Regions from separate parts of the Mus musculus genome. Here regions 1 and 2 are each linked to region 3. A link is a loop called in an ENCODE intact Hi-C map of the cell type or tissue named here. Cell type or tissue: heart. All regions are shown on one strand. Links, peaks and the distances in the headings refer to the core of each region. The heading gives the core; the rest is flanking DNA.

Region 1 (4,437 bases), core at 1,258-3,757, 470 kb after region 3:
CAAGATTCCCCAAGCCCATGAGACCAAAGTGACTTGCAAGTCTCCAAAGAGGAATTCCCAAGTATCCCTCTCACCCCTCCTTAAAAATTACAGCTGCCTGCAGGGCACTGAGGTCTGGCTTCTTTTATCACCTTTTCTGGTTAGAGTGGAGATTTGAAACTCAGCTCAATGGGCAGTGCCTTTCCAAGTTGGGAGGGGGAGGGGAGGGGGTAGAGCAGAGCTGGCCCCCAAGGGGTCTCTGCAGACCCCTGGCTCTGGAATGACTGAGCCCCCCTCACTGTCCTCACAGACTTCCACTCTCCTGGACTCTTAGTCAAGCCACACACCAGAATCCTGTTAGACCAGAAATTTCTCAGTTCTCTCTCTCTCTCCTCTCAATTCCAGAAAGGAATCTAGCAGGTGACCTTCCTTCTCCACCCCCCCCCATTCAATGGTTTCCTTGTAAGAGCTGTGGATCCCCCCACGGTTCCCCCACAGTTCCCCCACGGACTGACTGGCCCTGGAAGCCATTGGCCAGTTGGCCAGCTTTGACCTGTCACAGCATTACCTCAGCCCCTTCCCCAGATGACACCCTTCCCCACTCTCCCACCCTTCTGACTCTGAGCTCAACCTGACAGGAGCACTAGGGATGCAGTCACTCTGGTGCCTACCAGGCTCTTGCAGGGTTTCCTTAGCAACAGCTTCATTAAGGAAACCCATCAAAAAAGAAATCCGAGGAGGAGGAGGCTGTTCTTGCATCTGAACAGAGTAGCCTGCATAAAATCTGAATGGCTTTGCAAAGAAAATTAACCAAAGACAAAGAGGTTGAAAGTCCCCTCTAAAGTCTCATAAAGGAGAATGTTTTAAAGGGCACCAATTGTTCTGGAACTTAGAGATGTGAGGAGGCGGAGGACGGGGCCACGCTGCGACCCTCAGAAGCTGGTCTAGTTTTCCAGACACTTCCTCAGTAGCACTTTCTCGTAAGGTCACCTGCCATTTTCTGTTGAAAACAAAAATGTATTCAGTCCCTCAGGCAGCCTAGGGTGGGGGAGGGGAGCTGCCACCGGGTTGGGCTTTTGGAATCACACAAGCGAGGGAGCGAGGGGGACTGAAAGAACAATGGGAGACTTTGTGAGCTGAGCTGGGTCTCACCCCTCAGTTTCCCTGTCTTTAAAACTGGCTGCAAGTGGTGAGGAAAGGAACTGACGAGACCTTTCTCAGGGTCTGCTCAGCACCAGATGGAGCCGCCACAAGCCCCACCAGCCAGCTACAGGGGAGACAGTCATCGCAGCCTGTGCATCTTTCTTTGTTGCACCTTGCTCTACATTGCAACAGTGCTTATGCTCCTGGGATGAAGGCCTCCCGAGCTGCTCCTCCGCAGAAGGTATCCAATGGGAGCGTGGTCTTTGTTTCTGTAGATCTGACTCACTTGGGAATTGTTTGCCTCCATGTCTTTTGTTTATCAGCCGGTTTCCCCTCCTCAGCGCCGGCCAGTGTGGACCATGACTGTCTGCAGCTCACTGGACTTCAGGAGCAGGCTAGCAGGCAGGCAGACAGAAACACTTTGCCTAGAGTCACTCCTGCCCATCCCAGAGGCAAGGGAAGGGAAGGGAAGGAACACAAAGGGTGCATGAACACGTGTCCCAGGGACCCCTCACCTCTAAGCCACCATCTTCTTTGGTGCCTGAATCATTGTTCCTTTTCCTAACCTCCCTCTGCAGATAGGGGTGGCTACATTTAGACCACAGAATCTCAAGGAACAGATTCCTACTTCAAGAAGTCTGTGAATGGATGCCAGTGAGGTTTGCAGCCTCCTTGCCACCCTGCTGTTCCCAGACGGTGTGCAGCGGCACTAAGTAAAGGAGAGAGGTGGCTGCTTGCTCTCCACAGAAGACAAGCTGAGAGGGTGCTGCATGGCTCCTCTATTCACAAACAGGGGAAAATGATGACTCAAGTCCCAGCCCCTCTGTTCTCATATGAACCTTGTCATTTGCCTGTGAAACCCTCATGACCATTGCACAGATCTGTACACAGCCAGCTATTTGTTGCCATTTGGGAGTGCCAGATAATTACCAGAAATCACTCGCCTAAACCAGCCAACACACGCAGGTCACCCTGTGCCTGCACAGGGAAGAGGGACTCTGCATCTATTTTGCAGAGCACCGATAAAGACAGTTTTATCCTCCAGTTCTGAGGTTTTGGATTTTTGAGACAGAGTTTCTCTGTGTAATATCCCTGACTGTCCTGGACTCCCTTTGTAGACCAGGCTGGCCTGAAACTCAAGAAATCTGCCTGCCTCTGCCTCCTGAGTGCTGGGATTCAAAGTGTGTGGCACCACCAGCTCATGCAGGGATTCTGAAAGACAGATGGAACTTGCACTAGTCACATCTCCATTCCTTCCCAAATGTCCGCCATTTGCCGCCGAAGTCCTTCGTTACCATCAGCTCCACAATGGATCACACTTGATTAAGAACCAAAAGCTTGTTCTATTTCAGAAAAACTCCAGGCCCTTCTCTTTACTGTGATTATAAAATCCCACCAGAACTCATTATTTTGCTGCCTTGTCAACTAGCAGACAAACATCAGGATGAGACAAGGACCGCAAAGTGCCTTCCTCCTCCGGCAGAATTCAAAGGCTGGTAACCGCCCTGTGCCGCAGGCAGGGCCACAATTGCCACAGAGCATTGCTGCCCTCTAGTGTTTGCCTGACGCCGAGCAAGATGATAGCAGAGCTGATCCAAACTACAGGGCCCCACTGTGAATAGATAGCAGGTTGCAGTAAGTCCAGATCTCCTCCCTTTAATCTGCAAAGCGGACTTCAGTAACTGCAGAGAGTGAGGGCCCACAGGTCTGTAGAAGAGGAGCAGGGCTGGGAAGCCTGGCAGCCACCCACTACTCTAGCACCAGCTAAGCCCAACAGACTCCACTCCCCAGACCTTTCCGGTCTGCTTGGAGCCTCTTCTGTGTTCAAAGCTGTCTCCTGAACCGCCTGGGCCTGATAACAGCAGTAGCCCACTGCAGAGCTGTGGAAGGACACAGGACCATCTAACCTAAATCCAGCCTCCCAGCTACAAATAATTCAAGGCTTCCCTGGACCTTTCCAGTCTACCTGAGAGGCCTAGCACTCTTCACTCAGAAGCATGGATTACAATTAAGGTGCCACCCTCTTGCCCTTGAAGTACCCTTGCCCTGTGTATTGCCCTCACTGACCTTTGGCAAACCTACACCAGCATGACCCCTGCTGTCTCTCCATGCTCCAGGCCAGTGAGGCCCTAGCAGCCCACCTCAGACACTCAGGTGGTCTTTTTCCCTCATCATGGGTCCTTGCCCTGTGAAGCAAGCCCTTCGATGCCCAGGGTCTCAGTCAGTGCACATTTCACTAAGTTTGTGTATGCCTGGCATGGGGCATCCCTCCCTCCAGTCCTCTACAAGGACTATAGCCTTAGCATCCCTAAAAAACACAGCTTCAGGGCAGGCGAGATGGCTCAACAGCTAAAGGTGCTTGTCACTAGCCTAACTAAGCTCAATTCTTGGGACCCATAACGGGGAGGAGAGAACAGACTATCCAAGACACACACACACACACACACACACACACACACGGCTTGGCCCATTGTTGAACCCTGGATAGAACCAAGTCAAACAGTTAACTTCAGCATGACTAGAGACAGACATCTATCTCCTCTTGTGCCATTTCCCAGGTAACTGAAGTTTCCATATCAAAGGACCCGGTTTTTGCCTCTCCTGGAAACCAACAGAGAGCAGAACTTGGGGGCCTCCCCTCAGGACACAGGGTGCAGCTGGCTCCCAGTGCTCCCCCACTTTGAAGGCATAGGTGCACTTCCCCACATGAAATGGCCAGCAATACTGGTGGAGTCTTTCTTTAGGGGCGTAATTCTGTGTTTGTCTCTTCCTCTGTGGTTGAGCTGACGACTGACAGTTCAGGTACTCTGAGGCAGCCTCACTCTGGTGACTGACTTGGGGAGCCAGGCCCACAGACCAGCCTGAGGGCAGCACGGGGCTCTACAGCAAGCAAGACTCAGAGAGGTCAAGGAGCTCGAGCTCCAGGCACTTGTAAGCCGTCTGATGGGTGCTGGGGGTGGAACTCTGGTCCTCGGCAAGAGCAGGCAATATGTGCTCATAGCCAGAGCCATCATGCCAGCCTCTGGTTAACTATTAAGTTATCGTCCTCCAAAAAAAAAAAAACCTCTAAGGTGAGCATGGCAACTATTGGAGGTGGGGATGGGTGTCTGGCTATGAGCACGCTTCCTGCGTGTTCTGGTGGGATTATCTCAAGTCCCTGCTGCCCTCTACCCTCCCCACATGGCGGCCTACCCGCTACTGCATCTCACCCTTATCCAGCCCAACAGAGGTCTCACCCGCCCACAGGACGTTTGTTGTCCGCCTTTTGCCTCTCAGAGCCCAGCTGACTGAGGTTTAGTGGCTGTCTGCAATTAC
Region 2 (4,437 bases), core at 1,258-3,757, 500 kb after region 3:
CCAGAAACCAGAACCATTCATTCACAACACCATGAAAACAAGCACTTAAAAAATAAAAATAATAATAACCAAAAGAAACTAAGCACAGAGATCATGTACCTGGGTCAATGAGAACTTCTTGCGCCCCTGGAAGAAAGAACAGATTACGGTCTTTTATTTGGAAAATAAAACCACTTTTAAAGACAACTAGCAGAACACATTTTACAGTTTGCATCCACCCTGGTGAGCCTGGGACACTTGCAGCTACTGAGGGGAAGAGCGTGTGTGTGGCAGGCACCATGCTTTTCTGGTTCCAGGAGGAGAACAGAAGATCCTACTGTTAACCCTGCATTGAACGAAGAGGAAAATGCCCCCTTATCTCTTCCCTTCCTACTTTCTAAGCTCAGGCTCCTCACTCTCCATCAACAAGTTTCAGAAACCCTCGTTTCACCAATAAACCAATAACAAGAGAATATGTGAGTGCTCTGACTGAGGTATCAAAGGTTTCAGAAGGAAATATAGTAATACATTAATACTCCCAGATCTCTCTGTCTCTTTCTTTCTCTGTCTCTCTCTGTGTATGCCTTTGTCTCTCTCTGTGTGTCTGTCTGTCTGTCTGTCTGTCTCTCTCTCTCTCTGTGTATGTGTGTGTGAGAGAGAGAGAGACAGAGGCAGAAAGAGACACAGAGAGAGAGACTGACTTATGAATTACAGGGCACTTATCAAAGCTAAGGAAGTGATGTTTAGAGGTGGTTTATACTGAAGCTGTAGCACAGTTGGTAGAGTATTTCCCTAGTATGCATAAGGCCCTGGGGTCAATTCCTAGCACTACATAAACTGGGCATGGTGACGTATGTCAGAAATTCCAGCACTCAGAAGAGACGATCAGGAGATCAAGGACATCCTTGGCTACATAGTAAGTTTGAGACCAAAATGGATAAGCCGTGACCCTGTCTCAAAGTGGACAGTGGAAGCTAGAAAAACGGCTCAGCAGTTAGGAGTATTGCTCTTGCAGAAGACCAAGATTCAGGTCCTGGCACCCACTCTATGCAGCTTACACCTGCCTGTAACTCCAGCTCTAGGGGATCTTCTGGCCTCTGAGAGCACTTGCATGCACACAGTATACACACATACATACATACACACACACACACACACACACACACACACACACACACACAGAAAGAGAGATCAGAGGTCACAGAAATCCCCCTACTGCTGCCTTTCAGGTGCTGGGATTAAAAGCATACGCCATCATATCAAGCTAGAAGACATTTTAAGTACAAGGGTAAAGAAAAAGACACCCAGAAAGTGCCAGGCAGTGGTGGCGCACTCCTGTAATCCCAGCACTTGGGAGGCAGAAGCAGGTGGATTTCTGAGTTCAAGACCAGCCTGGTCTACAGAGTGAGTTCCAGGACAGCCAGGACTGCACGGAGAAACCCTGTCTAAAAACCAAAAAGAAAAAAGAAAAAAAAAAAGACACCCAGAAGAAAGTAAGACGGACCTGAGAGAGCAAGTGAAGGTCTCCATCCTTTAATTTTATTTTTAAGACCAAGTTTTGTCTTGCTCAGTTACCAGGCAGCCCTTGAAGTTTGAACTTGCCAGCCTCCTACCTTAGCCTCCTCCATAACTAAGATTATAAACCCCAAGATTACAAATCTGCACACCAGGCCTCACTCATCTCTTACTTCTTTTTTTTTAAACATTTTTAAATACTTATTTATGTATATGAGTATACTATAGCTGTCTTCAGATACACCAGAAGAGGGTATCAGATCCCATTACAGATGGTCGTGAGCCACCATGTGGTTGCTGGGAATTGAACTCAGAACCTCTGGAAGAGCAGTCAGTGCTCTTAACCACTGAGCCATTTTTCCAGCCCCTTCTCTTACTTCTTAAGTGGATCTTTCTTCACAAAGCTATTTCTCCCTATTCTGACTCCTTAGAAATCAAACATAGAATGATGGATCCAACACCCAGCGTGAGGTGCATGCCTGCAATCTCAGTAATAGGGGTGGAAGAGAAGACAGGACCAAGTTCGAGGCCAGCCTGGGCTACACAACAAGACTCTCATCCCTCTTCCCAATGTGGTCACGTGGAATAAATCTTCTTTTTCCTGCTTCCCACCTTTAATTTGGTTCGACTGCCTTATTGAGGATGGGTGGCCAGAGCTGACTTGAAACACACAGTATCACGTAAAGGTCAGTAACACACCAAATGCATATAGATGAATCTTCACACCTTCACGCAACCACCTCAGCTGATCCGGAAGCCAGGATCTCCTCCAGACCCTAGATGGTGCTTGCTAATAAGCACAGGAGTGGAGATTTAAGACCTGGCAGGCAGCCTTCTTCTCATCTGCAAGGCGCTGCAGAGCTGTGACATCATGGCTAACCATTACCTAATACTCAAGAGAAAGTCCAGTTTCACTGCTGCTCTGATAGCAAATCTGCAACCCTCGCTCTGAGCTGACCAGAGAAAAACACATATATCCAGAAGGCTTTTTCCGGGTATGTACTGGGGATCAAATGAAGAAATCGTATTCAAGGAGCCTGGTTTTGGGTCCTCTTGTAGAAGCCGGAAAAAAAAAAAAAAAAAAAAAAAAAGCTTTAAAAATAATAAGTAAGTGCAACAGCGCCACCTATGGAACGTCCTGCAAGGATCCAGAATCTGCAGACCACAGGCAAAGTTCAGCTAGCACAGGCACTGGGCAGCTTCATAGAAAGATGGCACTGTTCAACAGCTAAAGTCTGACACCCGGATGTCAACCAAAGAGACAGGCTCCCGGAGGACAATCTACGAACAGGAAGGGGTCTCAGAACTGGTTCTTCTTACAGTCAGCTGCCAAACTTTCTCCCAGTCTCTGTATTTTTCCCTAAAGGCAACTGAGGGGGCAGGAAAGATGGCTGAGCGGTTAAAAGTGGTTACTGCTCTCACAGAGGATTAGAGTTTAATTCCACCGCCTTACAACTACCCTAATGCTCTCTTCTAACCTCCAAAGATACCCTCAAACATGTGAGTGGATACATACATACTCACAAATAAAAATTTAGGGGCTAAAGAGATGGTTCAGCAATTAGGAACACTGGCTGTTCTTCCAGAGGTCCTGAACTCAATTCCCAGTAGCCACACGGAGGTTCACGACATAAATAAATAAACCTTTTTTTTTTAAAAAAATAGCCGGGCACGGTGGTACACACCCATACATAAACCCAGCACTTAGAGACAAAGGCAGGAAGATGGGATTGTTAAAAATTCAAGGCCAGCCTAGTCTCTATCTCAAGCTCCAGGTCAGCCAGGACTACACAGTAGCACCCTGTCACATAAACAAACAGATCTGTAAAATAACCATGACTTCAGTCTGTCCTGTTTTCCCAGACACTCCTTAAACTCAGGCCGCTGAAAAAAGAGTTCACGGTGACAGGCAGGGGCTCTGTAAGAGGCCAACTCAGTTGCCACCTTAACTCAGCAGGGATTCAATCGCTGGGTGACAAGTCTCTGTCCCTTTAAAAAAAAAAAAAAAGAGTACTCGCTCCAACCCTCAAATGTTCCCACTGGGGAGTTGTAAAGCCCTGCCTGAGGCTGAGGAGCGCTGGTAGATATTTGGACTTTTTCTTTTCTTTCCTTTTTCTTTCCTTTTTTTTTTAAGGTTTATTTATTTATTATATGTAAGTACACTGTAGTTGTCTTCAGACACACCAGAAGAGGGTGTCAGATCTCGTTATGAATGGTTGTGAGCCACCATGTGGTTGCTGGGATTTGAACTAGGGACCTTTGGAAGAGCAGTCAGTGCTCTTAACTGCTGAGCCATCTTACCAGCCCCTCTTTCCTTTTCCTTTTTCTCTTTTTCCAGACAAGGTTTCTCAGTTTATCTCTGGCTGACCTGGAACTCCCTCTGTAGACCAGGCTGGCCTCAAATTCAGAGACCCACCTGCCTCTGCCTCCCAAGTGCTGGGATTGCAGGCGTGCACCACCACAGCCTGGCTCTGGACCATGCGTCATGTCAGTCCCCACCATCGAATGCCAGTGACAGAGATGAGAACCAGGTGTTCTACCAGCAAGCCACACCTCAGGCCTGTTTTGATCAATTTAATGGTAAGTAATATTACCAAGTTCAGAGAGAAGAAAAAGTAGAGGCCACCACTACTAAGAAACCTTTACAAGTCAATGGTAAGCACTTTCTTCCAGTTGACTATAGAATATTCTATACATTTTGGGGTGGGGGTCCTATATAAGGGACCCAGGTCCTCCCACGGTGCTAGGCAGGAACTCTACAAGTGGGCTACCTTCTCCATCTTGGTTGTTTTGTTTTGTTTTGTTTTGTTTTTTCAAGACAGGATCTCATGTAGTCCAGGCTAGCCTCAAATATACTATGTAGCTAAGCCTGGCCTTCCATTCCTAAGCCTCGCTCTGAGTATGGGAGCCCAGCATCATATCTGGCTTTCCAGCCCTAATTTT
Region 3 (4,437 bases), core at 940-3,439:
CTATCTAGCAGGGGCAACGGGCGAGGAAACCCGATGCCCCAAGATCCGAAAGCCCCGTGCCCACCTGGGCGCGCGGGGCACGCGGGGTGCCCGCCGCGCGACAGCCGATCTGCGAAGTTTGTTCTGCTCAGCCTCTGAAGCTCAGGAACACGACGAAGCCCAAGACAGGAGCCGCGACGGAGCTACCTCGGGGACGAAGAGGGAACTGCGCGGCAGCGGCCGGCCAGCCAGCTCCTCGCCGGGTGGCGGGCGAGGTGGCGGCGGCGGCGGGAGGGGTCCCGCAGCCCTGGAGGAACTGAAGGGTAGGGATGGGGACAGGCAAAGGCGCATCAGCTGCCCGAGGATCCTAAGACTCTGGCGTCCAGGAGTCCAGAGAGGCAGCCGCCGCTCTGGTCTGCCTGAGGCGCTGTGCGTGCGCGCCGGAGGGAGCCCGAGTGTATGTATTCGCGGGTGTGCGTGCGCGCGTGTTTGCGTTTGACGGCCCCGCTCCGGCGGGAGGGAGGGGGGCAGGCTACTCCGAGGACCGGCTTCCCTCCCTCCTCTCTTTTCTCCCTCCCTCCCTCCCTCCTGCAGCCTCTGGGTCGCGCCACCTCCCGCCTGGTCCCCAGCCAGCTGGTGAGGCGGCAGTGGCAGCTCCTGCAGCAGACCTGGTACTGCGCAGGGTGCACATGAAGGAGCCCAGGAGTGATGGCCAGAGAGAGAGAAAAGGAAAGGGGTTGAACTAGGTGCTGCTAGGGTTCGGGGATGGGAGGCCAGCTGCTAGAGGGTTTGAGATGGGGATGAAGTGGCTTCCTTCTGAAAAAGTACTGCTCCCCTAAGAGCGCACCCAACCTTGGCAAAGTGAAGAGAGAGTTTGAGGGCCCTGCAGCTGGGGATGAAAAACGAATTTGACCAGTGGAGACAGATTAACCTTTTATGGGGGAAAACAACAACAACAACAAAAACCGGGAGAGTTGGAAATAGAAAAGGAAGGGGCTATGAGCCCTGGAGAGTGCAACAGCAGTGGCCACACGCTCCCCCTTGTAACACACACACACACACACACACACACACACACACACACACGTCCAGCTGCAGCAGCCACCTGGCTCAGCAGCGCCCTACTGGATACTGCCTTCTAGATTGTTGGGGTTTTGACAGCCACCTTAGTTCGGATAGTGGCTGTGTCCCGGGTGGTCTTGCACCTGCTACCCCCCTTCCCCGCTACTTTTCCCTAGAGATCTCGCAGACCACCACTTTTAAGAGTTACACCTCAAGAAAGGATGGACAGGAATTCTCATTTCCCCTCTCCAGCAGTAGCCTCCCCGCCCCCACCCCCCATCCCCACTTCCCCCAGTGCGCGCGCTTCTTCACTGTTCATTTCTTGATTCCTCTGCTGAGGAGCAGAGTGCAGGAACTTCCCCCCCCCCCGCGCGCGCTCCCCCGGCGAGGCACCCTCCAGGTTAAGGCTTGGAAATAGAACAGGAGGATCTGGCCAGGGAGCTACTAGCCTTTGAGTTTAAGGAAGAAGCCAGGATTCCTGTTTAGGTCTTCTGGGTTCCCCACCCACCCATCCTCTTTAGGTTGCCCAGAGGTTTTCTTGCTCACAAAGCTCCCCTAGAGCAGTGCTGCTGCGGACTGGGACAGACAGAATCACGCTTTTGAGACCCCGGGCTTTGGTTTCCTCGACCAGGCTATCTTCTCTGTCCCTAGCCATGGACGCTGATGAAGAGATCTGGTGACCACCAAGCAACAGCTAAAAGGCGGGAGCTAGAAGCTGTCCATGGAGATAGGAGCAGCCTGTGAATCGTCCCCAGCTGTTGAAAGAGTTCGGAGACTTAGAAACCCTGTGTTCTTCAGCTTCCTAGACCATGCCCCAGCCTCTGTCTACCCAGACGCATAGCCCGATGGACTAGGGGCTTCATGTATGCTCCCAGGTAAAATTTAAAGGATCATGAGTGCACCACAGGGCAGGGGCATCGGGCGCTGTGAGCTATTCCTGAACAGTCAAGTCTCCGTGTGGTCTTCCTGGTACCCGGATGGGGAGCTCCACCTGATCAGGTGCGCTCCCCAAAATTCATTTTGGAAGCCAAGGCCCCCGTGCTTTGCAAGGGAGCCTGGCTGCGGAGTGAGTCACCACAAGCGAGCAACAAAGATTCCCAGCAGCTGGTAATTAATTGAGTCGTGGCTCAGCCTACGACGGAACCCCAGTCAGGCCTCCCGCTGCTCTGGCAGCGGTGGCACCCTGAGTCATGGCCTGACCGTCGGGCCAGCAAGAGGTCCGATAGGGCTTGTGCGTCTCGGCGCCACCAGGGGGCGCTAGACTCCGACCCACAGATCTGCCCACGTTTGAGCCAACCAGACTGCAGCGAGGTCCAAGCTGTCCCCAAAGACAAGTGCAGGAGCTGTGGGGGATGGGCTGAGCTCTGATGACTGGAGTCCAGGCTTTGCTCAGAGAAGCTCCAGTTCCACACAGCGTTTTGGAAAGACGGAAAGGCACTTCAGTTTGTTTTATAGGTGAAGGAAAGGCCTCCTGTCCAAGACCACAGAATTACTCCCATCTAGAACCCATTGTCCCCGGGCTTCTTTCCAGAGTTTCCTCCAGGATTCCAGTTTCTTGTCCACATCGCACAACCCAGTTTTTGAATGTCTTTTGACTCCTTGGAGAGGAGCCTGGGTCCTGACTATTCGGCCTGCATCCCTAGTCCCCATTCTCTTGGGAAAGATGCTCAGTTCCCACTCCAGGATGATGCTCAGTGAGTGCTTGCTAGGATGGTGGCAACAAACACACACACACACACACACACACACACACACACACACACACACCAGGGGTAGTTCTGGGAGTTTCACCTCCGAGGGTTACGTGCTGAACCCACGGATTTTTTTTTAATGCTCAAAAAAAACCCCAAAAAACAGTACAGTGTTTTTGTCTGTTGGATAATTGCCAATTAAGCTCAGAAATTCTTCCTGTCTTTGTCTTTTGTCTGGCATGGGCTCCCCTGTCCACCTTTGAGTCAATGACAGCTCTCCCCCCCCCCCCCCGTAGTGCTGCAGGTTCGTAGGTGTAACCCTGGGGCATCTTGACTAGACTTGGGCATGAGTAAGAGGTTTAAGGAGGAGCAGAGACAAGAAGAGAAAGGCTTTGAGGGCATCAATACAGGGCACAGCTGTGGCCAGTGAGTGGGCTCACAGCCTCTCTGTGCCCCTTTGGGAGTCAGTCCCTAGACCTCCCTTCCACTTTGGCTCTCTCTTTAATAAAAGCAGATGCATCTTATTAGCTAATAAAACACATCCTGGTTTTATAACTCTGCCGCCTACTTGTTTGTTCTGTTCTGTACACACATGTCTGCAACCCTTCCTCCAGCCCTTTCACCAGAGAGGGCATATCCTAGCCCCACAATGCATGAGGACAGAACTCCCAAGCCAGTACTTCTTCATACACACACACCCCACTGTGTGTCTAACCACAGGGGTTGCTGCTGAAGGGACTGAAGGAGGAAGGGAGAGAGAGAGAGGAAGGGAGGAAGGAGGGAGGGAGGGAGGGAGGGAGGGAGGGAGGGAGGGAGGGAACCAAGAGAGGGAAGTACAGCACTCTGTGCCAATTATCCCAGGCTGGTGCCACTGCTAGCCCAGGGCAATTTCTTTTGGCTGAGAAGAAGCCAGCACTGTCAGAGGCTCCCTGGACATCATGAATCGTTGGGAGTGCCAAATGCATTGTCGCATTCATATCTCCCTCTCTGAATGCAGGCAGAGGGCACAGAACTATCCCCACGTTCTGCAGGTGAAGCTGAGTTCTCTCATAGCCCCAGCTGGAAGTGGAAGCTTCCTACCAGGGAGCCCTGGATGGTTAATACTGATTGTCAACTTGATAGAATCTAGAATGGGCTAGCCTTTGGGCACAGCTCGGAGGGATCAGCTACAGTAGGTTGATTGATGTAGGAAGACCCACCTTAACTGTGAACAGCAGCTTTCTTTGGGCTGGAGTCCTGGACTGACTAAAAGGGAGAAAATGAGCTGGGCACTAGTGCTTACTCTCTGCTTCCTGCCTGTGGATGTAATATGACCAGCTACCTCTAGCTCCTGCCATTATGCTGTCCTTGTAATGATGAGCTATCTACCCTGAAAGGGGGGGTCAAAAGAAGCCTTTCCTTTCTCAAGTTGCTTTGTCTCCGAGTATTTTAGAATGACAACAGGAAAAGTGGCCAATAGAAGCCCCCTAAACAGGAGCTCCCTCCAGCCTTAGACATGCTCCAAAGCCATGCAATCGGCGCAGTGGGTAGTCTGCCTTCATTTCAACCTTCCAGCCCTGTCAGATTCCAAGAAAAGCACCCCAATGTGGGGCAGAAAGCTTACCCAGCGTTTCCCAAACAATTCATATGTGAGTGAGTGTGTTCTGTGGGTACCCCATTTCACCAACACTGAATTAAGCAGAGGAGAATATGGGTCTTCTGAAAG

Evidence for each region. Peaks named below come from ENCODE experiments on the same cell type or tissue, not always from the same donor. Only the 100,000 strongest peaks of a DNase experiment are listed, where the experiment ranks them.
Region 1: it touches region 3 in a loop (6-fold over the local background); 37 of 42 quality-filtered maps call a loop at or near these places.
Region 2: a loop joins it to region 3, with 10 times the contacts of the local background. A loop is called at or near these places in 11 of 42 quality-filtered maps.

The regions. Positions count from the first base shown.
Region 1 is chr15:73,020,420-73,024,856 of GRCm38, forward strand. All of the region lies in intron 6 of Trappc9 (trafficking protein particle complex 9), which reads right to left. Among named protein-coding and RNA genes, the nearest start is that of Trappc9, 39 kb to the right of the region's middle. RefSeq lists an enhancer at 1-2,900. In heart, for the core only: a CTCF peak has its summit at 2,673 (motif pointing left); a DNase peak (open chromatin) is centred at 2,672; H3K27ac peaks cover 269 bases; H3K27me3 peaks cover 782 bases.
Region 2 is chr15:73,042,078-73,046,514 of GRCm38, forward strand. The region is part of intron 4 of Trappc9 (trafficking protein particle complex 9); the gene reads right to left. Among named protein-coding and RNA genes, the nearest start is that of Trappc9, 17 kb to the right of the region's middle. In heart, for the core only: a CTCF peak has its summit at 2,630; a DNase peak (open chromatin) is centred at 2,634.
Region 3 is chr15:72,547,286-72,551,722 of GRCm38, forward strand. It overlaps Kcnk9 (potassium channel, subfamily K, member 9), which reads right to left and starts at 414. Exons shown (of 2, transcript NM_001033876.2): 1 at 1-414. In heart, for the core only: a CTCF peak has its summit at 2,289 (motif pointing right); a DNase peak (open chromatin) is centred at 2,296; H3K27me3 peaks cover 2,421 bases.